Linked DNA regions of Homo sapiens: region 2 is linked to region 1. A link is a loop called in an ENCODE intact Hi-C map of the cell type or tissue named here. Cell type or tissue: B cell. All regions are shown on one strand. Each heading gives the region's core, and the rest is flanking DNA. Links, peaks and the distances in the headings are about the cores only. Region 1 overlaps PDK4-AS1 (PDK4 antisense RNA 1). Region 2 overlaps ASB4 (ankyrin repeat and SOCS box containing 4).

Evidence for each region. Peaks named below come from ENCODE experiments on the same cell type or tissue, not always from the same donor. Only the 100,000 strongest peaks of a DNase experiment are listed, where the experiment ranks them.
Region 2: it touches region 1 in a loop (7-fold over the local background); 3 of 110 quality-filtered maps call a loop at or near these places.

What each region holds. Positions count from the first base shown.
Region 1 is chr7:95,600,288-95,616,223 of GRCh38, reverse strand. PDK4-AS1 (PDK4 antisense RNA 1) reads right to left here. Exons shown (of 3, transcript XR_001745287.3): 2 at 6,362-9,284; 3 at 5,107-5,680. Among named protein-coding and RNA genes, the nearest start is that of PDK4-AS1, 12 kb to the right of the region's middle. RefSeq lists enhancers at 6,623-7,822, 5,078-8,914. In B cell, for the core only: no CTCF peak of the experiment used is centred there; a DNase peak (open chromatin) is centred at 7,463; H3K4me3 peaks cover 1,957 bases; H3K27ac peaks cover 2,143 bases.
Region 2 is chr7:95,518,391-95,534,326 of GRCh38, reverse strand. It overlaps ASB4 (ankyrin repeat and SOCS box containing 4), which reads right to left. Exons shown (of 5, transcript NM_016116.3): 3 at 6,024-6,514. Among named protein-coding and RNA genes, the nearest start is that of ASB4, 40 kb to the right of the region's middle. RefSeq lists an enhancer at 6,319-6,820. In B cell, for the core only: CTCF peaks have their summits at 6,513 and 6,713 (motif pointing left); a DNase peak (open chromatin) is centred at 6,696.

The DNA.
Region 1 (15,936 bases), core at 3,603-11,602:
CAGATTTTGATATCAGGATGATGCTGGCCTCATAGAACAAGTTAGGGAGGAATTCCTTGTCCTCAATTTTTTGGAATAGTTTCAGTAGGAATGGTATCAGCTCTTTTTTTGTACATCTGATAGAATTCAGCTGTGAATCTGTCTGGTCCCAGGTTTTGTTTTTTTGTTGTTGTTTTTTGTTTTGGTTGGTAGGCTATTTATTACTGACTCAATTTCAGAGCTCACTATTAGTCTGTTCGGGGACCAATTTCTTCCTGGTTCAGTTTTGGGAGGGTGAATGGGTCCAGGAATTTATCCACTTCTAGATTTTCTAGTTTATGTGCATAGAAGTGTTCATAATAGTCTCTGGTGGTTGTTTGTATTTCTGTGAGGTCAGTGATAATATCCCTCTCATCATTTCTGATTGTTTTCATTTGAATCTTCTCTCTTTTCTTCTTTATTAGTCTAGCTAGCAGTTTATTCTATTTTTTTTTCAAAAACTAGATCCTGGATTTGTTAATTGTTGAAGGATTTTTTGTGTTTCTATCTCTTTCAGTTAAGCTCTAATTTTGGTTATTTCTTGTCTTCTGATAGCTTTGGGATTTGTTTGCTCTTGGTTCTCTAGTTCTTTTAGTTGTGATGTTAGGTTGTTAACTTGAGATCATTCTAACTTTTTGATGTGGGCATTTAGTGCTACAAATTTTCCTCTTAACACTGCCTTATCTGTGTCCCAGAGATTCTAGTATGTTGTATATTTGTTCTCATTAGTTTCAAAGAACTTCTTGATTTCTTCCTTAATTTCATTATTTACCTAAAAGTCACTCAGGAGTAGGTTATTCAATTTCCATGTAATTATATGGTTTTGAGTGAATTTCTTAGTCTCGATTTCTAATTTGATTGCACTGTGGTCTGAGAGATTGTTATGATTTCAGTTCTTTTGCATTTGCTGAGGAGTGTTTTACTTCTGATTATGTGATCAACTTTAGAGTATATGCCATGTGGCAATGAGAAGAATGTATATTATGTTGTTTTGGGATGGAGAGTTCTGTAGATATCTATTAGATCCATTTGATCCAATGCTTAGTTCAGGTACTGAATATCTTTGTTAATTTTCTGTTTTGATAATCTCTTTAATATTTTCAGTGAGGTGTTATATTCTCCCACTATTTTTGTGTGGGGGTACAATGCTCTTTGAAGGTCTCTAAACCCTTGCTTTATTAATCTGGGTGCTCCTGTTGGGTGCATATATATTTAGGATAGTTAGATCTTCTTGTTGAATTGAACCATTTACCATTATGTAATGCCCTTTTTTGTCTTTTTGGATGTTTGTTGGTTTAAAGTCTGTTTTGTCAGAAACTGGGATTGCAACCCCTGCTTTCTTTTGTTTTCCATTTTCTTGGTAGATTTTTCTTCATCTCTTTATTTTGAGCCTATATATGTCACTGCATATGAGATGGGTGTCTTGAAGACAGCATACCAATGGGTCTTGGTTCTTTATCCAGCTTGCCACACTCTGTCTTTCACTTGGGGGCATTTAGTCCATTTACATTCAAGGTTAGTATTGATATCTGTGGATTTGATCCTGTCATCATAGTGTTAGCGGGTTATTTTGCAAACTTGTATGTGTGGATGCTTTATAGTGTCACTGGCCTGTGTACTTCAGTGTGTTTTTATAGTGGCTGGTAATAGTCTTTCCTTTCCATAGTTGGTGCTTCCTTCAGGAACTTTTGCAGGGCAGGTCTGGTGGTACCAAATTTGCTCAGCATTTGCTTGTCTACAGATGATCTTATTTCTCCTTTGCTTATGAAGCTTAGTTTGGCTGGATATGAAATTCTGGGATGGAATTTGTTTTCCTTAACAATGTTGAACGTTGGCCTCTGATTTCTTCAGACTTGTAGGGTTTCAGCTGAGAGGCCCACTGTTAGTCTGATGGGCTTCCCTTTGTAGGTAACTAACCTTTCTCTCTTGCTGCCTTTAATATTTTTTCTTTCACTTCAATCTTGAAGAATTTGATGATTATGTGTCTTGTGGATCATTTTGTTGTGAAGTATCTTACTGGAGTTCTCTGAATTTCCTGAATTTGAATGTTGGCCTCTCAATCTAGGCTGGGGAATTTCTCATGGATAATAGCCTGAAATATGTCTCCAAGTTGGTTCTATTCTCCCCATCTCCTTCAGGGACACAAGTGAGTTTTAGATTTGGTCTCTTTACTCAGTCTCTTTAGTGAGTCTATTTCTAAGAGCTTTTGTTCTTTCCTTTTTTTCTTTTTTCTCTATTCTTGTCTGATTGTCTTATTTCAGAAAGCCATTCTTTAAGCTCTGATTCATTCATCCACTTGTTATATTCTGCTATTAATAGTTGTGATTGCATTATGAAATTCTTGTATTATATTTTTTGACTCTATCAGGCCAGTTACAGTCTTTTCTATACTGTCCATTATTGTCTGTCAGCTCTGGCATTGTTTTATCATGATTTTTCACTTCCTTGCATTGGGTTTCAACATACTCCTGTAGCTCAATGATCTTCATTCTTATCCATATTCTGAATTCTATTTCTGTCATTTTGGCCATCTCAGCTCAGTTCAGAACCTTTGCTGGAGAGGTGATGTGGCTGTTCGTAGGAAAGAGGGCACTCTGGTTTTTCGAGTTTTCAGTTTTCCTGTGCTGACTCTTTCTCATCTTTGTGAGCTTATCTGTCTTCAATCTTGGATGTTGCTGACCTTTGGATTTTTTTTTCTTTTATCCTATTTGATGATTTGATGACCTTGAGGGTTTGACTATAATATAAGGTGGATTCAGCCACCTGGCTTTGTTTCTGGGAGATTTTAGAAGGTCAACACTCAGCTCTCAACTCCTGGACGGCATGTTGTAATTCTGGGGAATTTGTATTGGGCCCCATCTGTTCTTTGACTCCTTGAGGTTTGGAATCCACTGTACTGGGGGAGCCAAGGTGCAACAGCTGTTGCAGAATGCTAGTGGGTGCTGGGGTGCCTGCCTCCCTGCAGGTGCTTACCGGAGTAGCAGAGGCAAAGCAGCTAGGGGAATTGGGGGAAGCCCTGCTGGAGACTGTCTTCCTGAAGGTGGTGTTGGCTCAGTGATGGGGTGCTGGTGGGCACAGGTCAGTGCCTTCTCTTGTCCCATGAGCAAGAGTGATGGCTCTTGACAAGCTTTCTTACTTATTTCATCAAGGAGTGCCTAGTAGAACACAGTTTGGGAAATTCTAAATTAGTTTATGAATGTCAATCTGGAGGGAAGTTTCCAACTCAATTCTACTTGTTTTTAATCATCAATGTATATTTTAAGTCTCAAAAAGGCTGATTTAGTATGCAGCATTTTTCACATGTATTTGAGCATGGTATTATTTTTTCAGCAGCATTTTACAAAACTGGTATTCTATTACATTTTCTTCCAGAAACAGTTTTCTATGGTTTGTTCTATCCTTAAAAACAACTTGTTCAAATGGCAAAAACGGAATTGTCAAATTTTCAGATAACGCAAACTAGTTTTGAAAACAAAGTTGGTCAATATGAATTTGAATTCATTAATATCTGGACAGGCAAGATTAATGAGATATAAAAAACTTTTATTGGCCTTGAAAAATCAATTACTTAAGTGTATATGTTTTTTGAGGGACAGGGAGAACCAGGCATTGGAGTTTTAGTTGACAATAAACTCAACCAAAAGTATAATGTTGCTGCATCAAAAGCCAGTTCAACTCTAGTCTACACTATTAAGAGAATCATGTCAAAAACAGAGAAGAAAGAGAATGTAGCTAAGTACCATTGTAAATCTACAAGATGCTGGAAGGTCTGGGGATGATATTAAAGGAAGTGGGTGAAAAGTTTGGAGAAAAGAATACACAGGCATAATGGTACTGGCCTCCAAATATGTGGGAGAAATTTCATGGAATGTAATTCAAGCATCTTAATTGCCAGCTTCTAGGCCTATTTTTTAAAGCTGTGGTTGTACCTAACTAGAGCTATCTTATTCAAATGGGAAATTTATTCACAAAATCCACAAGTGGCGGGTGGATAAGGCTTAGCAAAGATGAAGGGAACTCTGAGACAGGGCAGGCAGAAGCCCAGCAGGGCCACAAACAGGAGCCGTATGGTCCCCACCACTACCTTCCTCCAATGTCACTAGTGATGAATGACCAGACCTGCCCTCAGGTTCTTGCAGTTGCAGCACTCACTTAAAATTCAAATCTGATCAAGGAGTTGGATCAGGTCGGGTGTCTGGCCCTGGCTATAGGAGGGAATGAAGAAAAGAGAGATCCCAGTGTCTTTTATGGGAGGTAAACACTTCCTCTTCCAAGACAAAACACAACAGGGGTGTTCCCAAAAGGAAATCAAGGCACAACTTGGAAGCTAGAAGTTTGGCTATGAGATAGCCAAAATTACTGAATGTTAGATGAAGAAACTACAAGGGGTTAAATTCAAGTTCTTCCAGAGAGCAGAACTAGAAAAAAATGAGACAGGCAGAGTGAAGTCAATGTTTTAGCATAAAGAAATAATAACAATTCTTTCTGCACCAGGAGGAAATAAAGTTCCTTACTAGTCAGGGAGCACTGTGCCAACTGAAGTATCCCAGCAGCAATGAGAGGGTTGTTGGTTTGGGATGCTGTAAGGATGTCCCACTTGGAGAAGGAGTTTATGCTAAATGAACTCTAATCAAAGATACTTCCTCAATAAGGGAAATGCAACAATTATTCAGACTCATTCTGTGAGAATTTTAAAATCAATAATGAGCAACCAAGGAGATTTGAAAAGTGGAATGCACCCTAGAGGTCATCTAGAACAATAAAATTTTTGTCAGTATGGAAGCTGAGATGTAGGGAGATGAAATAATTTTCCCCCAAGGGCTTTCAGTGAGTAAATAGCAAAAGAAATGTAAAACAGGATTCCTACGTCCTCAACTCATACTTCTCTGCTACAAAATACTCCTTCTTTTTTTAAACTGAATAGTTGCACTTAGTGATAAGACGTATAAAACTTAGAAAAACTTATAAAACTAGAAAGAAATCTCCAAATCTATACATTGTTAACAGAATGACCATGAACACAGGAAAGCGTGGTCATGTGGGGGAGGGGGATGTGGCCAAAGGGGGAGAAGGAGACAAGACAAAAAATTCATTCAAACCAAAATGAATTTATTTTTCTGATATGGCCTCTAAATTACCAACATGTCCTTTGTTTTGATGCTAACCTTTTCTGGTAATTAAAGTTTGGGTGTTAAAGAAAAAACAATGCCTTTAAGTACTAGCAAGACGTCAGGAAAATGTCACTGTGAAGGCAAATTATTTTCATCTGCTTAGTAAACTTTTTGATTGATGAAAAGTCAATACTTCACCAATTCTTCTTGCAGGTGTTGTTTGTCTGATATGTCTCCTGTGTCATCTGGATACAACAGTTTAAACAGTATTTTAATGAGAAAAATTGCCTGTGGCTGACCTGGAACTGCCTCAAATGAATTTGTAGCTGATAAGATGTTTGCTTGAAATGTTCTTTGAGGGACAAATCCATTATTCGTTGCCACTTTTTCCAAGGTTCATGGAGAAATTAGCTTAATTATTCCTTGCCAGAAGAAAGCAAATGCTGCTTTTTTGAGAAAGAAGGGCAAATGCTATTATTCACTGGGTTTCAGCAATTCTTTCATAAATCAGCATAGTGAAGTTGGTAGACTAGACCATTAGACACCTTTCTCTGAAAGATAGAGTACATTATATTAATTATTCTTCCTCAATGTAGAGGCAAAAGAAAAATATGAGTTTCCTTAAAGGCTGTGTCAAAATATTGAGATAAAATGTAGAAATCTCAGTCATTCAGAGACGTCCTAAATATGTCTAATATTTCTATGGCCTCCTATCTCCTTTCAAATTGATGTAGGGTATAGATTTTCCAATTGCATCCTGAAATACCATATCCGTTAGCAGCCAAGGAAGGATTAGCATAACTCAGAAGCACTCACTTAAAAGAAAATCAAAAGAAAAATAAGAAAGAAGAAGAAAGGACAGGGAAAAATAGGCCATCCAAAAATTAAAGCCATGCACCATTACTGTCCTCTCCATACAATTTCTGGGTTCTTTCTCTTATAATAACTTAATGGTCCTCTATGCTGTTGCTCAGCTGCTCCAGTGGGAATGCCCCATCCTCTCAGAGCACAAATCCTACCATCTAGCTGATTCTAGACATTTTCATGACAGCCTGTTTACCACCCCATAATCCCAAAGTTAAGAGAGGCTATCACAGCTCCTTCTTAGCTAGCTCAGTTTTCTTTGAATGAAGTTTACACCAAACACGTTTTCATCCAGCCTTGTGAGCAACCAAAGTCTTTCTTGCTTGAATTAATTTACCTTTGGGGGTTGGTAAATGGAATTTATTTACCTTTATTTAGATTCCCGATGTTTCAAGAGGAAATGCTTGTAAGGAACTAACTCTGGAAACCATCTGAGAGGAACACTGTTTGCACAGCACTTTTCAAAATAATAGCATGGCAGGCTTCCCAGTTCACAGCCACAACATCCTGCGGAATCAGCTGAGCTTTTAAAAAAGCTAACAACCAGTTTGAATTTGAGCAATTATTTGGGGGTTCAAGGCAGCAAAGCTTTTGTTCTTAAAATCTAGAACAGTGGTCTTCTTACATCATCATTCAGATAGACCTGAAACAAAAATTTGACACCAAAAAAAAAAAAAAAAAAAAAACTGCCCTTACCACAAAGATGCTTTTTTCCCTTGATTCTATTTCATTTTAATGCTGTTCGTGACTCATTAAACTGATTTCATGATCCACTAATTAGTTACAACCCACAATCTAAAAAGCACTTGTCTAGAACATGGAGAAGTTCTCTGCTGACCTGGAGTCATTTCAAACACCATGTTTTAAAGATTTCACAGCAATGTTGCAAATTAAACTACCTGAAGATTAGGAATCATTGCTCTAGAGCAATTGATAAGAAAACCTACAGGTTTCTTTATTGAAATACACTTTTGAAAAGAATCTCACCTGGCAGTTATTTTAAATAATATAAATGTAGCAGTAAGTAGGCTGTTGATCAGTTTGCCATACTCAGTACAGGGTGATCTATGAAGTACTTTGCAATCTGTTTTTTCCACTTGAGCAGCAGAATTCCTAACAGCCAGGAGACTCACGCAAGAACACAGTGAGTAGCTGAGCCTCATGCAAGAACACAGTGTCAGATCAGGGCTATGATAGAGACGCCTTGGTCTCCCCGACCTTTCCCCTAGTGAGCTCTATTTCCATGAACAGAAACTAGATGCCTGGGAGCTGAGGCATGGAAAGTTATTGCTGCTCGGCAGCAGTGACCCTTCACCTACTAAACTTCCCCTTGTTGACTCTGCAGCCAGGCAGTCCCGCCCAGGCTGTGGGTGTGGGACTGACCTTTCACCAACTTAGCCTGCTCGAGAGAGCCCCAGCATCTGCTTAGCTTCCGCAGGCCAGCTGCTTCTTCCTTCCAACACAATGTTGGTAAAAATTGTGCATAGCAGAAAGTAACTTTCTTTTTTCCCTAGGGCATTAATTTATAGGTTTCATTTCTTATTTAAAAATAAAAATAAACAATCCCTCACTCCCTTTGCTCCAATACACAGTGCATTTTGAGAAGCCTATTTGAAAGAAGAAGTGAGAGAACCCTAGTGTGCAACGGGTGGAATAAAGAACAAAAAAAGAGGACCCTTAACCCTTCCTATTTGTACTTCCTTTTGAGATTCTGCACTGACTGTTGAAACACGGTCAGGCAGGCCTGCTTTCCTCAATCAAGAACACAGCCATGTTGCCCAAACTCAGCATTTGTCAGGCCCTCGAGTTATTTTCAAAATGGGAAACTAAAGGGGGAAAGAAGTATGTGTCTGTGTGATTATTGTTAAAGTTGCAGACAGTCTCGTTTTCTCTCTGGCAAAGTCTAACTGAGCTCAAGAGGACATCAGGTAAAATCAATTTTGTTCAAGAAACAAACGGTTGAGTTTCCAGCATCTGTTTAGTTTGTTTTAGCATTCAACTGTTTCACACAGTTGCCTGGTTTTGGCCAACAGGGCAAATAGGTATTCTTCTAAAGTTTCAGAAAGGCAATTAAAAAAAAAAAAAAAAATCTTACGCTTCTCAATCCCCAGAAGAGTGTGACAAGGATTTCTGTTTAAACTGAGATTTAGAGAACCCATTTTTCCTACCAGCTGTATGACTCTGGTGACTTAACTCTTCTGCTTGTTTTTCCTCTGCGATTGAAAATGTTGGATTAAATGAATGATTTTCATGTTTTCCATTGACAGTCTCACTAAAGGACAGTTCTTCTAAATGTAAAGGGGAGGGTGGAGGTAGGGTGCTGCTGCAGGGCAGAACACCCCACCAGCAGCTGCTTGGGCCCCCAGCCCAGTAACAACAGGGGTTGCATCTCCCAAACATAATTCACTGATCCACTGATCTCTGGAGTCCTGCGTTGGGACGAATCCCAAGGCCGCATCAGATCACACAGGAGAAGATGTTATGATCCATTATTACTGGTGGCAGCCAAGCTGGAGAGGGAAGGACTAACCACTTGCATAACATGTAATTGCTTAAACTAGTATTTTCAAACAAATGCAGAAATTTTAGTATGACATCTGGGTATCTGTCCTTTTACTGCCAAATATGTAATGTACAATGCATTGCTCATACCAATAGGCCAGTGAACATAAATTGCAAGTAGTAAGGAATATTAGTATAACTGACTGAATTTTCCCATTTTTACCTAGACAGTGAATGCAATGGTGATACAGCTTTGACTGCCCCTGCACTGGGTTAAGCAACAAAATCACAAAAGAAAGTGACGTCTAAAATTTGTCTTTCAGATGACCTGGTGCTTGATTGTGCTCCTTTTACTATCTGACACCCCCAAAAAATTAGTCTAAGGCAGCCAACCAGTGCTACACAAACCAAGGCTGGAACTTAGCAAAACCTGGAGTTTTCCAAGTAAAATAATTCTATTTGAACTCAGTGTGTGTAGTAGAGGATACAGGAAAAAGAAAGGTCCTATTCAGTGATAATCTCAGGAAATTCATGCAATGATCAGCAATCAGAGGAAAGGAACAGGCCACAAAACTGTAAGCAAAGTTTCATGTTCAGTATTAGTCCACAGAAGACAATGAGCAGGAATAGTAAGGGAGAAATCTGATTGCAGGCTCTTCAGGTTTTGAGTCTCCAAGCCTCGTGGTATGCCCGAGCTTGTGAGAAATCGAAGGCAGGAAGTTCTCGCCATGGTTTTCAGCTCCATCAGGTCATTTAAGGTCTTCTCTACCATCAGAGTGAACAGATAACCTACAGAATAGGGGGAAATTTTTGCAATCTACCCATCTGACAAAGGGCTAATATGCAGAATCTACAAAGAACTTAAACAAATTTACAAGAAAAAAATCAAACAACCCCATCAAAAAGTGGGCAAAGGATATGAACAGACACTTCTCAAAAGGAGACATTTATGCAGCCAACAGACACATGAAAAAATGCTCACCATCACTGGCCATCAGAGAAATGCAAATCAAAACCACAATGAGATACCATCTCACACCAGTTAGAATGGCAATCATTAAGAAGTAAGGAAATGACAGGTGCTGGAGAGGATGTGGAGAAATAGGAACACTTTTACACTTTTGGTGGGAGTGTAAACTAGTTTAACCATTGTGGAAAACAGTATGGCGATGTGTCTGGAATTGGTGGGTTCTTTGTCTCACTGACTTAAAGAACGAAGCCGCAGACCCTTGCGGTGAGTGTTACAGTTCATAAAGGTGATGTGTCTGGAGTTTGTTCCTTCTGATGTTCGGACATGTTTGGAGTTTCTTCCTTCTGGTGGGTTCGTGGTCTCGCTGGCTTCAGGAGTGAAGCTGCAGACCTTCGCGGTGAGTGTTACAGCTCTTAAGGCGGCGCTTCTGGAGTTGTTCGTTCCTCCTGTCTGGAGTTGTTCATTCCTCTCTCTGGGTTCGTGGTCTCGCTGGCCTCAGGAGTGAACCTGCAGACCTTCGCGGTGAGTATTACAGCTCATAAAGGCAGTGCGGACCCAAAGAGTGAGCAGCAGCAAGATTTATTGCAAAGAGCAAAAGAACAAAGCTTCCACGAACAGGTTGCCACTGCCAGCTCAGGCAGCCTGCTTTTATTCCCTTATCTGGCTCCACCCACATCCTGCTGATTGATCCATTTTACAGAGAGCTGATTGGTCCGTTTTGACAGGGTGCTGATTGGTGCATTTACAATCTCTGAGCTAGACACAGAAGTTCTCCAAGTCCCCACTAGATTAGCTAGACACAGAACACTGATTGGTGCATTTACAAACCTTGAGCTAGACACAGGGTGCTGATTGGTGTATTTACAATCCGTTATCTAGACATAAGGGTTCTCCAAATCCCCACCAGATTAGCCAGATACAGAGTGCTGATTGGTGCATTCACAAACCTTGAGCTATACACAGAGTGCTGATTGGTGTATCTACAATCCCTTAGCTAGACATAAAGGTTCTCCAAGTCCCCACTAGACTCAGGAGCCCAGCTGGCTTCACCTAGTGGATCCCACATGGGGGCTGCAGTCAGAGCTGCCTGCCAGTCCCACGCCATGTGCCCACACTCCTCAGTCCTTGGGCGGTCGATGGGACCGGGTGCTGTGGAGCAGGGGGTGGCGCTTGTCAGGGGACCCAGCGCACCTTCTGCAGCTGCTGGCCTAGGTGCTAAGCCCCTCACTGCCCGGGGCTGGCAGCACGAGCCGGCTGCTCCGAGTGCGGGGCCCACCGTGCCCACGTCCACTCAGAACTCATGCTGGCCCATGAGAGTTGCGTGCAGCCCCGGTTCCCGCCTGTGCCTCTCCCTCCACACCTCCCTGCAAGCAGAGGGAGCTGGCTCCGACCTCGGCCAGCCCAGAGAGGGGCTCCCATAGTGCAGCAGCAGGCTGAAGGGCTTCTCAAGCACGGCCAGAGTGGGCGCCCAGGCCGAGGAAGCACTGAGAGCAAGTGAGGGCTGCCAGCATACTGTCACTTCTCAGCAATTCCTCAAGGATCTAGAACTAGAAATACCACTTGACCCAGCCATCCCATTACTGGGTATATACCCAAAGGATTATGAATCATGCTACTATAAAGACACATGCACACATGTTTATTGAGGCACTATTCACAGTAGCAAAGACTTGGAACCAACCCAAATGTCCATCAATGATAGACTGGATTAAGAAAATGTGGCACATATACACCATGGAATACTATGCAGCCATAAAAAAGGATGAGTTCATTTCCTTTGTAGGGACATGGATGAAGCCGGAAACCATCATTCTGAGCAAACTATTGCAAGGACAGAAAACCAAACACCGCATGTTCTTGCTCATAGTTGGGAAGTGAACAATGAGAACACTTGGACACAGGGTGGAGAACATCACACACCAGGGCTTGTCGTGGGTTGGGAGGAGGGGGAAGGGATAGCATTAGGAGAAATACCTAATGTAAATGACGAGTTAATGGGTGCGGCACACCAACATGGCACATGTATACATATGTAACAAACCTGCACATTGTGCACATGTACCCTAGAACTTAAAGTATCATTAAAAAAAATAAAAAAAGAAATAGAAGGCAGGAGGGCTGCTGACCCATTTCCTGGTCCCAATTTTGCCTTCCAAGTCAGTGAAAAGCCTATTTTGGACAGATATTTGGCAACTTCCTCTGTCTGTTCTCTTGCTACATCTATTTTCATTTCAACTTTTGGAATAACATTTATTTTCTTTACAATTAAGAAGTAACACATATTTCATGGCTTATCATTTGAAAACTCATTTCAAATGCAAATATAAATACTGGTAATTCCATTGCCCAAAATTAACCACTATGGATAATCTGATACATTTTCCTTATGCATAGATTTGTATATATGTTTGTGCATATAATATTTAAAATATTAACCACGTGTGTTTTCCACCAATATTTCTAATAATCTCAAGATCCTCTCCCCAATTTGGGCAACTGGACCATGACTCACAGAAGGAGCCAAAAATACTTATACAAGTTTTGAGAAATCTGCTTTACTGAGGAATTGAGATGTAGGTTTTCCTTTTTCTCAGATCCACAAAACCTGTATATGGTTTCTGTGATGCACCCACTAACCCCCTTTTGGGGCTCATCTGGGCTACTGTCAAGTCTCCTCCAGTTTTTATTCTCTTCTGCACCCCTATAACAAGAGAGTCTCTTCTAGTTCAAGAGGCAATAGTGAGAAACCTGATGTGATTTATTGTAGTTTCACTATGCTACAAATCCCCTCAAGGACTACACTTTTGAGACTCATTCCCTATGCCAAGACCTTAGAAAATAGCAGGAATAGAAATGGCCTCATGAAGGATTTAGGCAGACAGGCCTGTGACAGCCTTGTAGAGTTTCCTGTAGTCCAATGTATTACAGTCCCAACAGAGGGGGCACTAAGGTAGATGGGGTATGAGACTATGGTTCAGTATATTTCAGGTACAGAAAAATGGAATGCTGTCCTTGGATCCAAGAATAACCAGAGGCCACAAAGAGAGCCAGGCGCAAATGGGTCTTTTGGATGGGAATGAGACCTGATGGAGTGGCAATCTGCACGAACCAATAATCTAGGACTAGATTTGATAGGAATCATCTCGATGGAAGCTAGCATGGCTACTTGTCTACTTTCCCTGATAACTTGGGCCTATATACACTCCTGGGAAAATAGATGCCACTCCAGGGGAAAAGAACAGTAAAATCCCACATTAACCAAAAGGCCTTTAATAGACATTATACTGACTTACAGGAAATCAAAAGAAAAGAAAATATCAACACATGTACACTTGACACTTATGGATTGAAATTTGTAACCACTCTCTATATGTAGAATTTTTTTTTTTTTTTTTAGACAGAGTCTCGCTCTGTCACCCAGGCTGGAGTGCAGCGGTGTGATCTTGGCTCACTGCAACCTCTGCCCCCTGGGTTTAAGCAATTCTCTGCCTCAGCCTCCCGAGTAGCTGGGATTATAGGCGGGTGCCACCACGCCCAGCTAATTTGTGTATTTTTAGTAGAGACGGAGTTTCACCATCTTGGCCATGCTGGTCTTGAACTCTTGACCTCGTGATACACCTTTCTCGGCCTCCCAAAGTGCTGGGATTACAGGCATGAGCCACCGCATCAGGCCATATATTTAGAATGGTTTTAACTAAGGCTTAGTGGGTTTAACTAGAGTAGTTTTAATTAGATTTGCCAAGTGAATGTAACAGAGAGAGAGAGAATTAAGGGTTTTCCCAAGAGCCTAATTATAATGTTGGTTCATGGAGTCCATGCTGGATAAGAGGGGAAGAAAAGACATAAGAAGAACGAAGGAAAGTAAAATGGTAACCTCAATGAGATCAGGAAAGGCTAAGGGGTATAGGAAGCAGTATTGGGTGTGGAAAGATTTCAGGCTATGATGTCTGTGATAGAAAAGGGAGCATGGAAAGCAGCATTGAGCAGGGACAGAGATGCCAATCTGACAAAGTCTCAGCTCGGGTCTCCAGACAAAGAATTCCCATCAGAGGGATCCTACATTGAGGAAAAATGGCCAGGCCCTTCTAGATCCTCCTCCTTCACTGTGGGGGCTGCCTGAGAAGGGCGTGGCGTCAGCTCAAATGCTGTCTGGATCCCAAAGTTTCTGTAGCTGAAGGCTGTTAGCTAATTTCATTCCTTGCAACTAACGGCAAGCACTTCCTTAAAAGAAATCTCAGGGCAGACCTCAAAGCTGCTACAAAAATCTATGTCATTCATTATATCAGCTGCATAGTGTAGTGCATGGGTGTATCATTTATTTACACTATGGATTATTGGCTAAACAAGTTACTTTTCAATTTTTGTTTTTACAGGTAATGCTACAATGAACAATCTTGTACATCTATCTTTATTCTCTCTGTCAGTAAAAGTGTAGGATAAGTTGCCAGAAGTGAAATGGCTGAGACATGGGGTAGCTATCTTTAAAATTTCTATAGATTCTGCCAATTGCCTTCCAACAAAAATTTGCCAATTTCACCCCCACAAATAATATAGGAGAGTGTTCATTTCCCCAGGCCTTGCCAAGGAGATATTAGCAATCTTTTCTTTATTTGCCAGTCTACTGTTAGAACAATCGTGGCTTATTATCTTTTTACTTTTTATTTTCCCATTCACTCATTAGTTTGAGCATGCTTTTATAGGCATAGTACACATTTGTTTTCCTTCTTCGGTTATTTTTTCATTTCCTTTATTCACCTTTCCTTACTATTTTATAAAAGCAAACGTCAAACACAATTGAGAAATTCCTTGCAGGGGGAAAAAGAATGCTTAACCTATATTTGAAACTGATGCAAAATTCTTCTCTTTCCACAAAAAGTCAAGATGTGCTAGCTTCAGGATTTGCTTCCTTTTCTTTCCAGATAAGACTGGAGCCGCAAGTGCAAAAAGAAGAATGAACCCATTTGCTATGATGTAGGGAAAAGATTTTGGCCTTGATAAGTAAAAGGAGGCCAAGAATGAAACAAAGAGCTGCCCCAGAAGGAATATTGTGCACAGAAAAAAGGTAAGATATAGCTGTAGGCTGATAGGAGAGGGGAGCCTTGTATAAAGAAACTGGGGACAGAATCTCACCCATCTATCTTCACTTCTCAGCAAAGGCTTATTAGCCTTTGAGTTCTCATCTTCCCTTCACGGTAATTAGTCATGACTCTCCTACAGTTTCTCATTAACTCAAGGTGTTCCCAGACAAACCCGTCACTTGCACTACTGGTCTTTCCTTAGTCAACCTATCCTTTTCTCCTGACGCTTTTGACTTCCCTGCTTCTATCAATAAAATCACCTCCTCCCAGCAGCACAGGTTTAGAATATTAGAGAACTTTAAAAAATTATTCATTAACAGATTTGACAAAGCCTAGAGATACTACCAACAGATGGCTCTTTTCGTTCCCTCTCCTCACTGCTCCAATGCCTTTCTTCTTTGTCTGCCTATGAATGTCTGCTCCACCTTTATAAGTCAGATGACCTATGACTTCCTCCAAGGAAGCCTCCCCTGGCTGCTGCTTGTCCCCCCAGTACACATACCATATATGCCACATTCTATTTTTTAGATTATTTTCATGTCTGTCTCCCGTCTTTGAAGACAAACTATGCCTTCTTCATCTTTATGTCCTCAGCATTAATCACAGTGCCTAGTACATAGTAGGTGTTCAATAAAGTTTAGTAGAATTATTTAACTGCTAACAAATTTAAACAGAAAACACATTGCTCCCTGATTTAAAGGCTTCAACAGTTCCCTGCTGCTTACTCTAGAAATCTCATAGACCTCATACTAGCATTTCAGGCTTTCATGAGATAACTGAATCTTCCTTTCCTTCTGCCCTTAGGGTACTCTAGACAGCAGCCAGGTGAAACTAGTCATTATTTCTCCAATGTATCTCTAGCTCCTACATCTGTGCTTTTACTCAGTCTTGGACATTTTTCCCCACTGTCTACCAATTATTTGCCAAAATCTTGCTCATCTTTCTACAGCCATCCCAAATGCCAATTCTAGTAGCATTTCCTGATCCCCAACATAGCTCTTCCTCCAAACACCCCAGATCACCCTTAACATATCCACTGTCTGGCACCATCACTACTACCACCAATACCACCACAACCAGCATTGCCCATGGCGTGAACCTTTCTTATGGGCTGCTTTTTAAATGCATTTAATTATAGCATTTTGCCCTGAGGATTAAATGAAAATCTAATAAATTAAAAATAATTAGTTATTGTTTTCCATCATCAGCTAATAATCTGAGGTGCATGAGAGCAGACGCTTTTGCACCCATCAGGGCACCCAGTCCAGCTCCTGGCACCTAGTATCCTCTAGGTTAACAGTAACTATAAGAAACATCAGAGACCAAATTGTGGGTTAGATCCTGCTTTTCCCAGTAGCTTCACCAATATGCTTTCACCAGTATTCCCTCTCAT
Region 2 (15,936 bases), core at 3,658-11,657, 82 kb after region 1:
TTTTAGCCCAGGCTGGAGTGCAATGGTGCAATCTCAGCTCACTGCAACCTCCACCTCCTGGGTTCAAGCGATTCTCCTGCCTCACCTCCCAAGTAGCTGGGATTACAAATCATGCCACAACTCCTGACTAATTTTTGCATTTTTAGCAGAGACGAGGTTTCACCATGTTGGTAAGGCTGGTGTTGAATTTATGACCTCCAGTAATCCGCCCGCCTAGGCATCTGAAAGTGCTGGGATTACAGGTGTAAGCCACCGCGCCCAGCCATTCATGTCAGCAAAAAATGTACACAATAGATGCTCCCCATTAGAAAGCTAAGATGGAGTTATTATGTGTCATCAAAGTATGTGCTGGCAGAAGCCATGAAGTTCAGTGACAGTCTAAATGGGTATAAATGGAAAAGATAGAGGATCATTACCTACAGCTTCAGAAATCCTAATAGGCACGAGAGAGGAAGAAGGGAAAATAATAGCTACCATTTTTCGAGGACTTACTATGTGCAAGGGACTGTGTTAAATCTTCATATACTTTAACTTGCTCAGCCGTTGAACAATCCTATGAGGTTGGTCCTATATTCATCCCCATTTCAGAGATTTAAGACCAAAGGCTGAGAAAATTTAACCTCTGGGTCTTTTAGCTAGGAAATGGTAGAGTCAGGATTTAAACTCAAGTCTGCATGACTCCAAAGTCAAAAAAACACCAGACATGTCAGAGTGAAAGATACCAAATGAAGAAAGCATTCAAAGTGAGATTATCAAGGGGGTCATGAAGATCAAGAGATGAAGACAGATTAAATACCAGCAGATTGAATTAGAAGGTCAAGTCACTGGGAGTTGGGTGGACTGAAACAGGTAAGGAACAGATTGTGGGGGATAAATAAAGGATAAACGAAAAGTTGTAGCTAGGGCTGCCCTGTCCTCATCTTTAAGACCCTTGGTGTCACAGCACGAAGAGTGTTAGAAGCCCAATAAGTAATTTTCCCTTTTTAGTGTAGGACCTATTAAAAAATGAAATGAAGATGACAATCAGAGATCAGAATATCATCTTTACTACTGATAAAATAGATTACATATGTTTAGTTAGGGGGCCATACACAGCTTCTAACATTCTACCCCCAAACTGAATTTATACCCTAAAATTGCAGGCCTCTCCCTGGCAGACAGAGTTTATTACTGGAAGCCTGCCACATAAATGAACAAAGAATTCAAGGATCCTCTAGACCCAAGGTTGAGCAAGCTAAGTCAATTCCTCCTCCCAACTCATCAATCTGTTAAGTGAAGTGAGAAGGTTAGGGACAGAGATTAGTGGGAGTTTTATTTTAGCAGCATTTTCCTCATGAAAACATAAGACAAAGGAAACATGAGACAGCAGACTGATGTGGACCCCAAAGGGAGAAACCACAGCCTCCTTTTGACCTTGCCAGCCCAGAAAACAGAAGATGTTCAGTAAGCTCACCTTGATGAGTCTCTGGCATCTCTTATTCTCCCTTCATGGAGGAACAATTAGACAAAAAAGTTATTTCTACTGTGGTGACTACTGAAGAGAGATTTAGACACCTCATCTCACCATCCAACCCCCAAAAGCATGGATTAATACACAATCTCTTAAAAAAGAGATTCAAGGTAAGTCTTCCTGCCTCTCTTCTCATCCAAACATCATCTGTAAGCCACTTCAGCAGAAACATTCTCAAGCTACTTCCACTCTTTTATATTGATATATATGTGTTCAGAAAGGTACTTAATGATCAAAGAGAACTGCCTACCTTCATATACAGCATTGTTCAATGGCAGAAATCATCCTTACCTCTCCCAGACCCTCGTGTTACCTTTTCCTCCTCTAGAAAAATGTCTTTCTTGCCCTACAAGAAAACCCAATCTTGGCTCCCTGGGGTGTCACTTTCTTCTGAATTACGCTGGGAGAAAAAAAAATCAAATGTCCTTTTGTACCCTGGAAAGCAATTGCAGACCCTATAATTCTTTTTTCCCCCGCTTATGTAATTTACACATTGGCTTTCAGTGAAATACACCCTCTACAAATTGGCTTTGTATTTGGAAGAAAACATCTTCAGCTCTGACCTTGTTCCTTGTAAATAAGGAAACTGAATTCCCCATCCACACAAGAACGAATCACTTTATCTTCTGGATAAATGAGTCAGTCACTTACTTGTCGTAAAGATGACTTTCTCTTTGGAAAGTCGGGCTGTGGAGTAGTTGTTCTAAATCACTTTGAAGCATCTGCATAGTAAATTGAATAGTTTTTCTTTACTTTTCCTTTGGAGGGGGGCCAGCTCTCCTACACAGTCTGTTGAGTAGCAACAAAAATGTTTGTAATACCAGCCATCTACCAGTAGCCAACTCTATCCTAAATGTCTTTAGCATACAGCCAAACTAAAGGAACTCAAAGGAGCAAAACAACTGAATAAGAAAATGCTAACCATGGACAAAGTTGGTTGGAACACAAAATTGTATGCCTACTTTACAGGCTGGTGGAGCTACCAAGAAAAGCCAGCAGGGGAGATGCTTATGCTGGACCAAGAGCACATGTTGAGAGGAGGAGAAAAGTGAACACTAGGGTTGAATGCCACTACTAGATTCCACAGCAAGTTTCAGAATACAAGTCAACATTTAGTCTCTGGGCAGGGACTCACACACATACTGTCTCTCCTGGATGGGAAGACTGCTATAGTAAAGCAGGCCCAGGAGCACCAATTCTCCTGCTCAACACATGTTTAAGAATAGTAATAGTCATAGCCATCATTTGTTTAATGGTTACCATGCCCATGGCACCGTGCTAACCACTTCTCAAATGCTATCTCATTTAATTATCAAAACAGCCTTACAAGAAGGCTATTACTATTCATGGATAAAGTGATAGAGTATGTTTCTCTGGCACCTTCATGCCCTGTGTCCCTGTCCATCCTTTTCGCTGGAGGGAAAGTAGTCTTTGAACGACAATATGCAGAAAATTATGCTTTGTGAAGTGAGCTGTATTACAGAGGTAGATGTTTTTGTCTTCTAGAGCTAACGTCATGAAGAATGACCAGCCCTTAGCAAGATGTAGGTAAGAAAAAAAGATGGAAGTAAACAAAGAGAGAGATGTGTATAGATGTAGGATAGGACTGAAGGGAGGAACTGGGAAAGAGACTCTGCTGTGACTGAAAGAAGTCCAAGAGAAAGAGGAAAGAAATGTTTGGCACCATCCTCTGAGCTTTGAGCATATTTGTGATGTGCTATGAGTAGGAATAACTTCCTTCTGGGGAAGGACTGAGTCTGCATCGCATTGCCAAGGCATAAATTCAGGGTATACTCATTCAACAGGGGAAGAAACTGAGGCCCAGAAACTTTCAGCAGTTTATTTAATCACACTCTTAAGTAAGTGACAGAATCCAAGTTTGACCCCAAAGTCCATGATTCTCACCACCTTCACTATTCCACTGTGAATCTAAGTTACCCTCATCTCTCATCTAAATTATTGCAAATTTGCCAGCCCCCCACTCAGAGTTATTCTCTGAAAGGCAGTCAAAAGGACCATTTTAGAATATAAATCAGACTTTTATTTTTCTCAACTCAAAATCTTTCAGTGACTTCCTCTCCCATGCAGAGTATAACACCAAGAACATTCCCACAGCTTACAAGGCGACATATATGGTCTGCAAACAACCCACATATATACCTCTTGGATTTATCTTCCCCTTGCTCACTCCACTTCAGCCACTGAGGCTTCCTTGCTCTCCCTCAAACATGCTTAGCCCTCTCCTACCTCAGGACCCTTGCACCTGCTTTTCCTTAGGCCTGGAATGCTCTCCCCACCTCCCCATCAGGTATTTGCATGGCTTGTTCCTCCACATCCTTATTTTTTCTTTTGGAGACAGAGTCTCGCTCTGTCACCCAGGGTGAAGTGCAGTGGCACAATCTCGGCTCACTGCAACCTCTGCCTCCCGGGTTCAAGCCATTCTCCTGCCTCAGCCTCCCAAGTAGCTGGGACTACAGGCGCACGCCACAACACCCAGCTAATTTTTTGTATTTTATTAGAGACAGGGTTTCACCGTGTTGCCCAGGCTGTCTGTCCTTGAACTCCTGAACTCAAGCAATCCGCCCGCCTCAGCCTCCCAAAGTGCTAGGATTACAGGGGTGAGCCACTGCACCCAGCCCCCCACATCCTTATTTTTTCTAATCAACTTAAAGTAGCACACATAATCTGGCATTCTCTTTTTTTTTTTTTTTGCCCTGCTTTTTCTCCATAGCACCTAACATATCAGAGTATATTTATTTGGTTGTTGTTTTGTTTGTTTCCTGTCTCCCACTAGAAAGTATCTTTCATGAAGGCCTTTGGTTCATTGCTCTACCTCCAGCAAATAGAACAGTACCTGACACTTCGGAGGTGTTAAGTAAATATTTGTTAAATAAACAAATGAGTGAACTTGACACTTACTCTGTGTGACTTTATGAAAATATATTAACACTATTAGCTTTAGCTTAGTCACCTTTTAAATGTGAGTAATGCCAGTGCCCACCTCAGAGTCCATTATAAAAATAAAATGAAATAGTCTGTATAAAACCTATTTAGAGCTCAACACAGGACAGTTACTGTAACATTATTCTTATTCTATTCCTCATCTTAATCATTTGTAGTTCCCTAAAAAACTTTTGGAAAATTCATGACATTCTGGGCTTTACATATAATTTTTTAAAAAAGAATTAGTTAATCTTCCATTAGCATCCTGATAACCAAGAGAAAATTCCTATTGAGATCACAGGATTGCTGAACCCATCAAATCTTCATTTGAAAGTTCTCTGGTTTGTCCATCTGGAATCTGCCCTGACTGAAGGCACTACCCTTAAATTCTCTAGTAGAACTTTTCTTCTAACTAAGCCTCACACTGCAGGACTTCAGACAAGTCCCTGACATTTTACCCAGGTAAGACGTAGAACTTAAGCTGTGAATTCAGAAAAACATCTGTTACTTTGCTTTCTGTGGCCTAATTAGTCAGTTGTTGTATACTTCAAACTCTTCTTGTTGTTAATTAAATTTTTAGAGCAAGGGGGAAACCTAAGTATAGTATTATTTGATTTATTTTCAGGTAAAATGCATTTTGGCCTCCAAATTAATTACTAGCTATAAAACTATGCAAAATTCACTCTCTTCCATATTTCTGTAGCACTCATTATTCTTCTACCTTGTCATTTACCACAGCATATTAAAATTACCCCTTTATTTGCTTGTCTCATCTGCTAGATTCTAAGCTTCTTGAGGATACGTCCCATGTCTTAGTCATATCAATACTGGTAGCAACTGGTCCCTACCAGCCTGTTTGAGATTATGAATGTTGTTAAGAAAAACCGTGCAGTGTGATATCATAAGAGTAGATGCTGGAACCAAAGTATCTAAGGTTGAATCCTGGCACTGGCACTGTGGGAGCTCAGGTAAGCTACTTAACTGTGCCTCAGTTTCCTCCTCTGTCAAATAGGGACAATAATAATATATACCTCGTATGATTGTTGTAAGAATTAAATGAAGACATACAAAATGCTTATAACAGTGTGCTTATTTATTATACATAATAAATATAATTTTAGTACTTAATAAACGTTAGCTTTCATTAAACTGGAAAATCGGGTGGCCCTTTCATGGCTACAAGCTAATTTCAAAGCAGGCTGAGTCATCTTTAGATCAGTCATTCTGTTTAAAAGATGGCAAATGTATGCCTGTCTAACACTATTCACCTTTCTGGCAGACTTACCTCAGTCCCTCAGGAAGCCACCAGTGCACTGGTGTTCACACAAGGCAAAACAAATTATTTGCTACTCTTTTTCTCATTCTAGCTCTCACACCCAATTTCAAGCAAACCTAGACTAGGATGAGATGAGGAGACAGCTAGGATTAGGTATGTAATGGAAGGTCAAAGAGGATCAGAGGTAGTTAGCCCAGGACTCAAGCCTCAAGCAAGCTTGAGTTACTTGGAGATTTCAGACAAGGCTGCCATTTGAATCTTCCTCAACCTGCTGACCACTGGGCAGAGCCTCACCTTATGGAACTGTGGAGGGTATATTCGGGCAGCCCCATGGTTCAACAGGAGCTGGTAGCAGATCTCAGGCTGGGCAGCAGGGCGCACGGAGGTGACCTTCAGCACGTACTGGATGGCAGCACAGCCGTTGATATCCATGAGATTGGCTTCGGCGCCAGCTTCCAGCATCATGTGCATGAGCACGTGGTCACAGTTCCAGGCTGCCTTGTGGAGGGGAGATTTAAAGTCGTCATCTCGGGCATTGACTTCGGCTTTGTAGTCAAGCAGCATGCGGCAGACCAGGTGGTGCTCCGTGCTGTACTCCTGCTCCTTAAAGCGGAGGGCCCAGTAGGCGGCGATGGCCAGGGGGGTCTCCATGTGGGCATTCACGCTGTCCACTATGGCCCCGTGTTCCACGTAGAAGGCCACCAGCTCCGAAAGGCCGAAGTGGGCAGCCGTGTGCAAGGGCGTCTCCTCATCTTGGTTGTTGGTCTTCATGTTCACATTCGCCCCTATAAAGGGAAATTGAGGAAGACAATTATTTAAACATGTTTTGTCATTATTCCTAAGGTTCATTAAACAAGACTTTTCTCACTGCTTCTCTTTTAACTTCTGACTGCCGTATATTATCCCCAACCCTCAACCCCTTTGCCCCCAGGCTCTCTTCCTGGGCCTCGTGGAAGCCATTCCCTTGAAGCAACAGTGCCATCTCCTGGACAACCAGCAAAGGTACCCAGGGGAGGAGAAGGAAGGATTTGTGCCAGAATGCTGGAGCGTTGCTGAATTTCACTTCTTACTCCCAGGTGGATTTGGAAATACCAAGAGATTTCTACAACTAAATCTTCTTAATCAACATAACAATGATATTTGCTAATATCATTAAAAACAAATGTTATGTCACAACACTTGACTCTTTAAAAATCAACTGTTTAGAATATTCCACAAAATAATACTTTTCTTCTCTTTCATAGCAGATAAACCTAAAAGTTTGATGCAAGTAAACTTTAGTGGTATGGAAACTTCCCATCCCTTTGACTGAAATTGCAGTATTAGGGCTGCCCAAGTCTGTGAGGCTTTCTTGGAACGCAGCACCACCACCACCACATATGCCTGTGCATGCACACACACACATACACATGCACACACACACACGACTTTAGTCACCAAACTAGCCTAAAGGTTATATTTTTCATCAAAAGGGGCAGAAGCTGGTATAGTAGAAATATTCATTGAAAGAGAGAAAATGATTCAGAGACTGCAAAATGTTTTATTTATGGTTGACAAAGGATGTTAGAAATAGGAATTTTTTGTACTTGGAAAGCTCCTTAGAATTACTTAATCCAACCCATTTATTTAACAGACTAGAAAACTTAAGTGAATTTTGTTTTTCTAATTAGAAATGTTAAATGTGAGAGTGGTCAACTCAAGAAGCTGAAATTTTCCTTCTCTGCCTAATTTAATGAGGTGAACCAAATGACCCTTAGGGGGCCAACTCTAATATCAGCGCTGCTGGAATTTTTTATAGCTACTTCAAGTATTAGTCTGTACAGACTTATTATTATTATTGTTATTATTATGCTAGTAACTAGTATTTATTAAGCACTTAACCATGTGAAACATTCTGGGCTAAATGCTTTTCATATATTGCCTCATTGAACCTTCCAAGTAATCCTTTGCAGTGGGTGCAGTTTTTAATCCTAATTTTATGGATGAAGAAATTTGTACTCAGAGAGGTTAATAATTGGCCAAAAGTACAACCAGCTAGTTGTCACGAGTGCAACTAGCTGGGGCCGGTGTCACAGGTGGTAAAGTAATTTACCAAGACAGTTGTAGGTAAAGAAAGGCAGATTTATTAGAGAAAGTATGTATGAAAATGCGTTGCAAAGTTGCAACCGGCAGCACAGCAGAGAAGGGGCTGTGTAGAGGCAGGGTGCAACTGCAGCGAAGTTTTATAGAGTTGTGCTGGGGGGAGCTGCTGTGCTGAAGGAGGTCATTGTGCGCACAGAACAAGGTCATTGTGCCAGGAAGAAGTCATTGCTTGTGATTTCCCATTTCTCAGAACAACTGTTCATTGTTCTTCCCCACCTGGGGCTCTCTCCCACTGGGGACCCCTTCCTCATTGTTGAACCAAGGTTTGAAAACAGACAGACTGGCTTCGAAATTCCTTATCACTGTTCTATTCCACCTCATATTACTTTTCTGAAGGAAAATTTTTCTGTAGTTTACTCTCTTTTACTATATGAAAACCAGAAAGTACTAGAAAGATAACATTGCATTTTGTTAGCTTTAAAAAAAATCCGTTTACCATGTATTGTTCCTTTATGCCCTTATTTATGGCATCTCCTGATCATATGGAACATATTTGAGAAAGCCAAAACTCCTACAAGCATGCTCAATATCCTATACAAACTCAGTCCCCAAGGAAGGTACCCAAGAGTACATTGCTCTGTAAACTCTGAGACTGTATTCCTAACTTGTAGAAGGCAGAATTGTAACCAAAGATGGTCTTTCATGAAGCCATCTGTGTTTATCAGTATTCTGCCCTAGAGAAGTTCTGGGTCAGGTCTTATTTCAGGTCAGCTCGTCTTTGCTCTGGAGTGAAATGGAACGAATGAGAATGTCTTCCCAGAAGCCATGTGCAGGGTCACTTCAGATGCTGGAGAATTTCCAGTAAGGAAGAGAATCAAAGGGTCAGGATGAAATTCTTACAGGCCAACTTGGAACAAACCACATCCTTTTTTAATGTACTTGGACATTTACGATTGATCTTTGACCTGTTGGTGCAACTAGATATGCTACATGGTTTCCTTTTCTGAATAGGAGTTCCTTATTTTTATACTTGAATTGTGTCGCCAGTGTAACTTTTCCAGGAAATATATAAAGTACAATTATTTGGCTACTTTTTTATTTTAGATTTTGTGATTTATTCAATAAATTAGAGACCAGAAACATCAACTCCTGGGAACTTTGAAATATATTTTTAATGTGAAAATACAATGTATTAGTTTCCAAGAGCTGCCCTAACAAAATACCACACACTGGGTAGCTTAAAACAACTGAAATTTATTCTCCCACACCTCTGGAGACTGGAAGTCCAAAATTAAAGTGTCTAGGGTTGGTTTCTTCCAGAGACTTTGGAGGAGAATCTGCCTCAGACCTCTCTCCTACCTTCTGGTGATGGCTGGAAGTTCTTGGCTTGTAGACCTATCACTCTAGTCTCTGCCTTCACCTTCACATGGCATTTTCTCTGTGTCTCTGTGTTGCAGGAAAATCTGGGTTCTTGTCACATGACCAGGTTAATTTAGGCACGCAGACACTTTGAAGGGTGAGTGGTTACAGAATTTATTTGGCAAAAAGGAAAAAGACTCTCAGCAAAGTAAGAGGGGTTCCTGTTAACAGGCCCCCATCTTACAGACTGGATCCCAGGTTACCACCCAGGAAAAGGAGAGGCCAGGCTGCTCCCCACTGCAAACGGCAGGAACTTCCATAGCTCCATCCCATTCTCCCAGTGCACAGGCTGGTTAGAGGGTCTCTGGGGACCCGATTATACTTGGCTGTCTCATTTGTGTCTCCACATGGTCATCTTATAAGAACACCAGTCATACTGCAATAGGGAACAACCTTACTCTAGTATGATTTTAACATAACTTAAGTAATTACATCTGCAGCAACCTTATTTCCAAATAAATTCACGTGCTGAGGTATTGGAGGTTGGAACTTGAACGTATCTTTGTGTGTGTGTGTTTTGGGGGGTGGCGCACAATTCGACCCATAACACATAACATACGTTACATAGTATATAAAATATATATGTACAGTTTTTTTTAATTATTGTAAAGCCATCACCTTCTAATCACATCCTTGGTCAAGAAATTAGACACTCTTAGCCCCAGAAAATCCTTCCATTTTCCAATTTTTGAACTTTGAATAAATGGAATCATAAACACAAATTCTTTTGACTTGCTTCTTTCACTCAATATTGTATTGGTGAAAATAATCTGTCTTGTGCTGTTTAGTTCTCATTTGTTCATTTTATTATGTCTGTCTTTTAGCACGAGTAATCCACAATTTATCCATTCAACTGTAGATGGGCATTGCCCGTGTCAGGCTATCCCAAGCACTGATGCCATGGGCATTCTTGCACATTCTTGTACTCTGGTGCTCACGTGCAGGGATTTCTCTGGGCTCTACATCTATGAGTGGAATTGCTGGGTCACTGGGTATGCATATCTTCAACTTCATTAAGTACTGTCAAATAAGCAGTTGTACCAGCTTACACTCCGATAAGCCATGGGTGAGGGTTTCTCATTGTATTACATCCTTATCAACATTGGTATTTTCCGTCTATTTAATTTTAGCCAATTTCTTGGTTGCAGAGTGATATCTCATTGCATTTGAATGGTTTCCCTAATTACCAATGAAGTTAGACACGTTAATATTTTTACTGACCAACAATGCTTTTATATTACTCTTATAAGCATTTCCATGTAATTATATAGTCATTTTAAACATAATTTAAAATAACTACATACTCCTTAGAGTAAGTTTACCCTACTGTGCTGATTTTTTCCAAAATTTTGATCTTAAAATTAATGCTACAATTAATAATTTTGTATGTAAATTTTAGGATTATTTCCTTGGAATAAATTCCCCCAAAATAGAATTATTAAGCTGAAACATTTGAACTATGTTAAGAGTCTTTATTAATAACTACCAAAAGTTATATTTTTATCTCTCTCTGTGATGCATAAGACTAATTACCTCACTAAGCAGTATATTACACACTTAAAGAGAAATTCTTGCAAAAATTCTTATTTTTTAAAATCCGAATTCATTTGATTATTAGAGTTTAGACACTTTCTCTGTAATTATTAACTAATGGTATTTCTTTTTTAGTTAATTGTCCAAATTTAGTTCATTGTCTCTTTATTAGGTGAAATCGTTCGGCTTTGTTTGCACTTTTATGAGCTCTTCATCAAGATATAAGCTTATGCTATCATAATTGCTATAAACGTTGTAACCAGTTTGATTTTTCCTAAACACAGTGATGTTGACTTTCGATTGTCAAGTTTTCCCTTGCCTTTTCCTTTGTACCAGAATGTCCTACTCCTTTCAGAAGTTGCATAACAATCTTGATTAATTATAATCTAGTTTTTATAAATGTTAAAAAAATGTTTAAAATTTGATTCGTCTGGATTTTATTTTGGTGTACATATCAATTTAGGAAGAATTGACATTCTTACAGTATGGAGTCCTTCCATGCAGACATACAGTCTGTTTCTCTAAAAAGTTTTCTTTACATTTCTATAAACTATACCCTATAAAATTTGTAGCAGTTTTCATTCTAAGTGGGCAGAGTACATTGTTTCTGGGGTAAAGTGACTTTTAATGGGAGAAGTTCCTTCATGAACCTTTTAATTTATGCAAGAGGGTCTCCAGAACTAGTCTAGAATTATAGTAAATGAGAGAGATAAAAAATTAAATTTTCTCTGCATGATAAAGAAGAGGGAATTTTCAGATTTCATCTGTGGGCAAAAGAAACACTGGTTTGTGTGCACTGAGAATGGGATGAACAGGACAGATAAGATAAGAATTTCAGCAGAGAAGATGGAGACCCCTTCCTGTCCTGATGGTCTTGATTTCTTGAAAAGCCTTTGTGTGGAAAGAGACTGGTACTAAACGGGAGGACCAACACAGATAAGTGCTTCCCAACCCTTCCAGACACTTCCTATGCTGCAGTGTAAGCCATAGAGAGTATCATCTACACATAATCTTTTAAAAATAAATACAATGCCCTGCCTAACATGTAGAGGCAAATTTATGATGGTTACAAATAATATAAATAAACTACAGTGATGTAGTGTGAAATTCAATATGTTAATATTTAGGAAAGATTATCCTAAATGATATAATGAAATATTATTTGCTTAAGCCCATGTGTAGAATTTGAACAGCTACATATTCGAACTGATAGAGGTGTTTTATATTGTAATTCAAACACCACGAGCATCATTGCCATCATGAATGGTATTCCAAAATAAAAAAAATTATTGGTAAAGTTCTAATAAATCAAAGTTCAGCCTCTCCTTGATTTATACCATAGCTGCATTTCTAGAAATGCAGCTGTAGTTATTTAAAATGCTATAGTTATTTAAAAACTCAAAATTATTTTGTGTTTATATATAAAAGAGAGAACTCTGTTGTGTTACTGCATCTAAATATCTATTATTACATCAGCACCAAATCTAAGACTTTAATGAATTATGAAATAGTCAAACATAGAGAAAATTCCAGAAAATATTGACACCTGTACACCATACCCATATTTGACTGAATTTAATTATTACCATATTTGCTTTAGTTTTCTTCTGTCCTACGAGTTTTACAGAAAACCCTAGCCCTTTTCTTTCTTCTTTCTCCCATAATTTTTTCCTCCACAGAGGTAACTACTGTTCTAAAATTGATGCTTATCATTGCTTGGTAAATTTTTGTTCTTTTTACTATTTATATGTGTATCCATTTAAAAAATATACTATTATTTTGTGTTTTAAAAAACTACGTACATTGTATCTCACTTTTGCAACCTGTTTTTATCCATCACAACATGTCTTTGAATAGAGAACTGTTTTTTTTTTTTTAATTTCAACTGCTGAACAGAATTACCTTGTATAAACCACAGTTTAGCTATTCCTTTATGAAGGATGGTAAAGTTGTTTTAGCTTTTTCCCAATAGTAAATATCTTTCAAACTGTGCAGTAGTTACTTGAGAGGAAGAAATAGAATTACTGGGAAGTAATGTATGAACATTTTCAACCATATTAAATTATATTCATCAGTGTATATATCAATGTATATGTCCATCAGTAGAGTTTAAAGGTTCAAAATCATTTCCAACATTTGATACTCTCAAACTTCTTAGTGTTTGCCAATTAAATGGTATTTTGATTTAATTTGCATTCTCCTGATTACCAGTAAAGTGTATTCTCATATGTTTACAGGCCACAGAATCTCACTTGTAAGAATTGTCTCTTCATAGCTTCTGCCCATTTTTCATTGGGTTGGGCTTTTCTTATTTATTTTTCATAATAAAGGTCATATTCAAAAAGGAAACATTTCTTTATGTATTGAAAACATAATCAGAATATATAAAGATCTACTATGAAGGAAATGATAAAATTTTTATTGAAGGCAAAAGACTCAATAAATGGAAAGTTTTACTATGTTCATAAATAGAAAGACTCATTATTGTAAAGATGGCAATTCTTTCAGAATTAATCTATAAATTCAATGCAATTCAAACATTTTTCCCCACAAAATTTGCAGAGTAAAGAGCAAAAATAAATCAATTTTGGAAAAGTGAAGTAAAAAGAATGAGAAAGAAATTTTCTTAAAATTAAAAAAGAATAAGATGGAAAGAAAAGACAGTGAATAAGGGGTACTTACCCCACCAAATATCAAAGCAAACTAATTAAAATAATGTGGTGTTGATGCATAAAGAGAAAACTGGACCAATGAAATAGAACGTAAAGCCTAGAAACAGACCTACCTACAGAAAGCATCTGTAATGACAGGTGTGGCAGTGGATAAAGAATGGACTATTAATAAAGGTATTGGAACCAAAGACTAACAATGTTGTAAAAGCACAGATTTCATCTCTAGTGTGTGTGGATGGGGATGGGGGGTGGGGAGTGGGAGTGTGTGTTTAATTTCAGATAAATTAAAAGCAAATGAAAAGCTAAATAATAAGCTTCTAAGATAAAGGTGTAGAAGTAGGGATTGGAAAAGAATGGGCAATACTCTGTATTCAGTCACTATGGTTCCAGAATACCCTCTCAACTTATTTACTTTTGATGGGCACATTTTTAGCCAAGCCTTCTATGAGATCTGAAACAACAGAGCATTATTTTTTTATTCTTCCACCAGTTGAGCTTGTTTGTATACTTTCCAATAAACCTGAGTTTGTAGACAGAGTGTTAATTGTTTTCACTTTGTTCAGTCTCTTAGTTGGCTGGAAGAGTTGGAGAGATCAGCTGAACAGCTGTTAATGGTATATTTTGTTTCTGCTCCCTTTGTCCGTAACTTCCTTAAAGATTCTGCAGTGCAGTACCCACCACCGTGTCAGAGGCACATGTGCCCCTGTTGGGGGGACACTTTCAAAATTCAGAATTCAAATTATTCCTTGACTCAGGGATATAGCATATCATTGAATATAATGCCCCAGCACTGAAATTTAATATTTTATTAAAGGTTTTTCTGGGCTTAGATGTTTTTGTTAATTTTACCAAACTGAACCTACCCATTTCATCTCCAAACAAGGCATGTTTTTTAGATGAAGATTTTTTTTATTCTACTCTGTTTTGAAACATTGTTCATATTCAAAAAGAAAACATCTCTTTATGTATTAAAAACTATAAAACCATTTTTGCTTAAAATATTCACCACCCACCAATTATCAAGTGAGTTAAAGTCAATGAAAAAAAAAATCCCCTCTCAAAATTTTTAACTCCAGTCCTCAAATGCATGACTTAAAACATAGTAAATCACTAATGGCTGCCTTTTTAACATCACCTTAAAAAATTACACTTTTCTTAGAAAAGGTATTAAGACAGGTCAGAAAGACCATGGAGAAAATATTATCATGGTTTATTCGTAAGGATTTGAGAAGGAATTCGGTTCCATTTACTATAACTTCAGGTAGAAGTCCAGAATCCTCATTAGTTGTTTATTTTATCTGAGATGTTTGATCCATGTTGGTTTACACTTGCTCTCATCACCTTGACCTGCACCTGCCTCAGTACAAAACACTGCTGGGCTGGTATAGGCTTCTGTGCAGATAAAGAACAGCACATTTGTCATGCATTCTTTTATGAAAATATTAATTGTGTCTGCTCTTTTTTGAGCACTCACTAAGAGTTTTACATATATTGTCTCGCTTACTTCTCACAGCACGAATTATTTAGAAACATCTATTATTCAAAGGTTAGATCCCTTTTATTCTATTCAGGGCTTTTCATTTTCTGCATGTTCTGGAATTATTTCTCAAGTCTGCTTCTTTGTCAAGGATGCAATTTTGTACAGTGTCGAGTATGTCATGAACTGTCGCCAAAGCATATTTTCAGTTGGTTGCTTTTTTCTAGTTTCAATTTTGCCCTTTCAGTCTACATTCTATGGCAAATATATTCTCTTGTGTCTTCCATAGTCTTGTCTCAAATGAAATCTTAAATGAAGTACCATTTCCTTTCAGTTCTCATTTATCTAACACTCACATTCTCTAGAGTCTGGGGTTGAGAACTACCTTCTTCTAGAGCAACAAGAACCATTAATTCCTCACCTGTGCACCTCATTCTTTAAGATTTATGTCATCCCGTGAAATTACTCTTTATTTCTTCTTATCTATAATCTTACTAACTCCCAGTGACTCTCCCATTTTCCCTGAAGGCACAGGTGTCTGGCTCAAGTCTTCCTTTTATCTCTGTCCTGAAGTCACCCTGCAAAACCTTTGTGGATGGCCCATCCAACACACTTGCACTTACAATTCTAAACCTTCTGGGTCAAATTGTGTGGCAATGATAAAAAATCTCATTGGTCGTTCCTGCAGTGGAATCCCTGTTAAAGATTTGTACATCATCTTGTTGGACTCAGTTTGAGTTAGTGGTTCCAGTTACCCAGTTTAATCTCTATCTTACCCTTATCTAGGTATCTAGGTCATTCAACTCTTTCTTGAGTGCCAATATAGTCTAATTTTTTTCCTTAGGTTAGGATTTAGTCAGAATAAACTTAATTATGCTGTTGTAAAGACACTCATATTTCAGTGGCTTAGAGCAACAGAAGGTTATTTCTCACTGTCACATAGTGCACTGCAGTTCCAAGGGGCAATTCAGAATCAAGGCCCTCCATTTGATTTCTCAGGGCTCCAAGCTGCCTTGGTCTTATG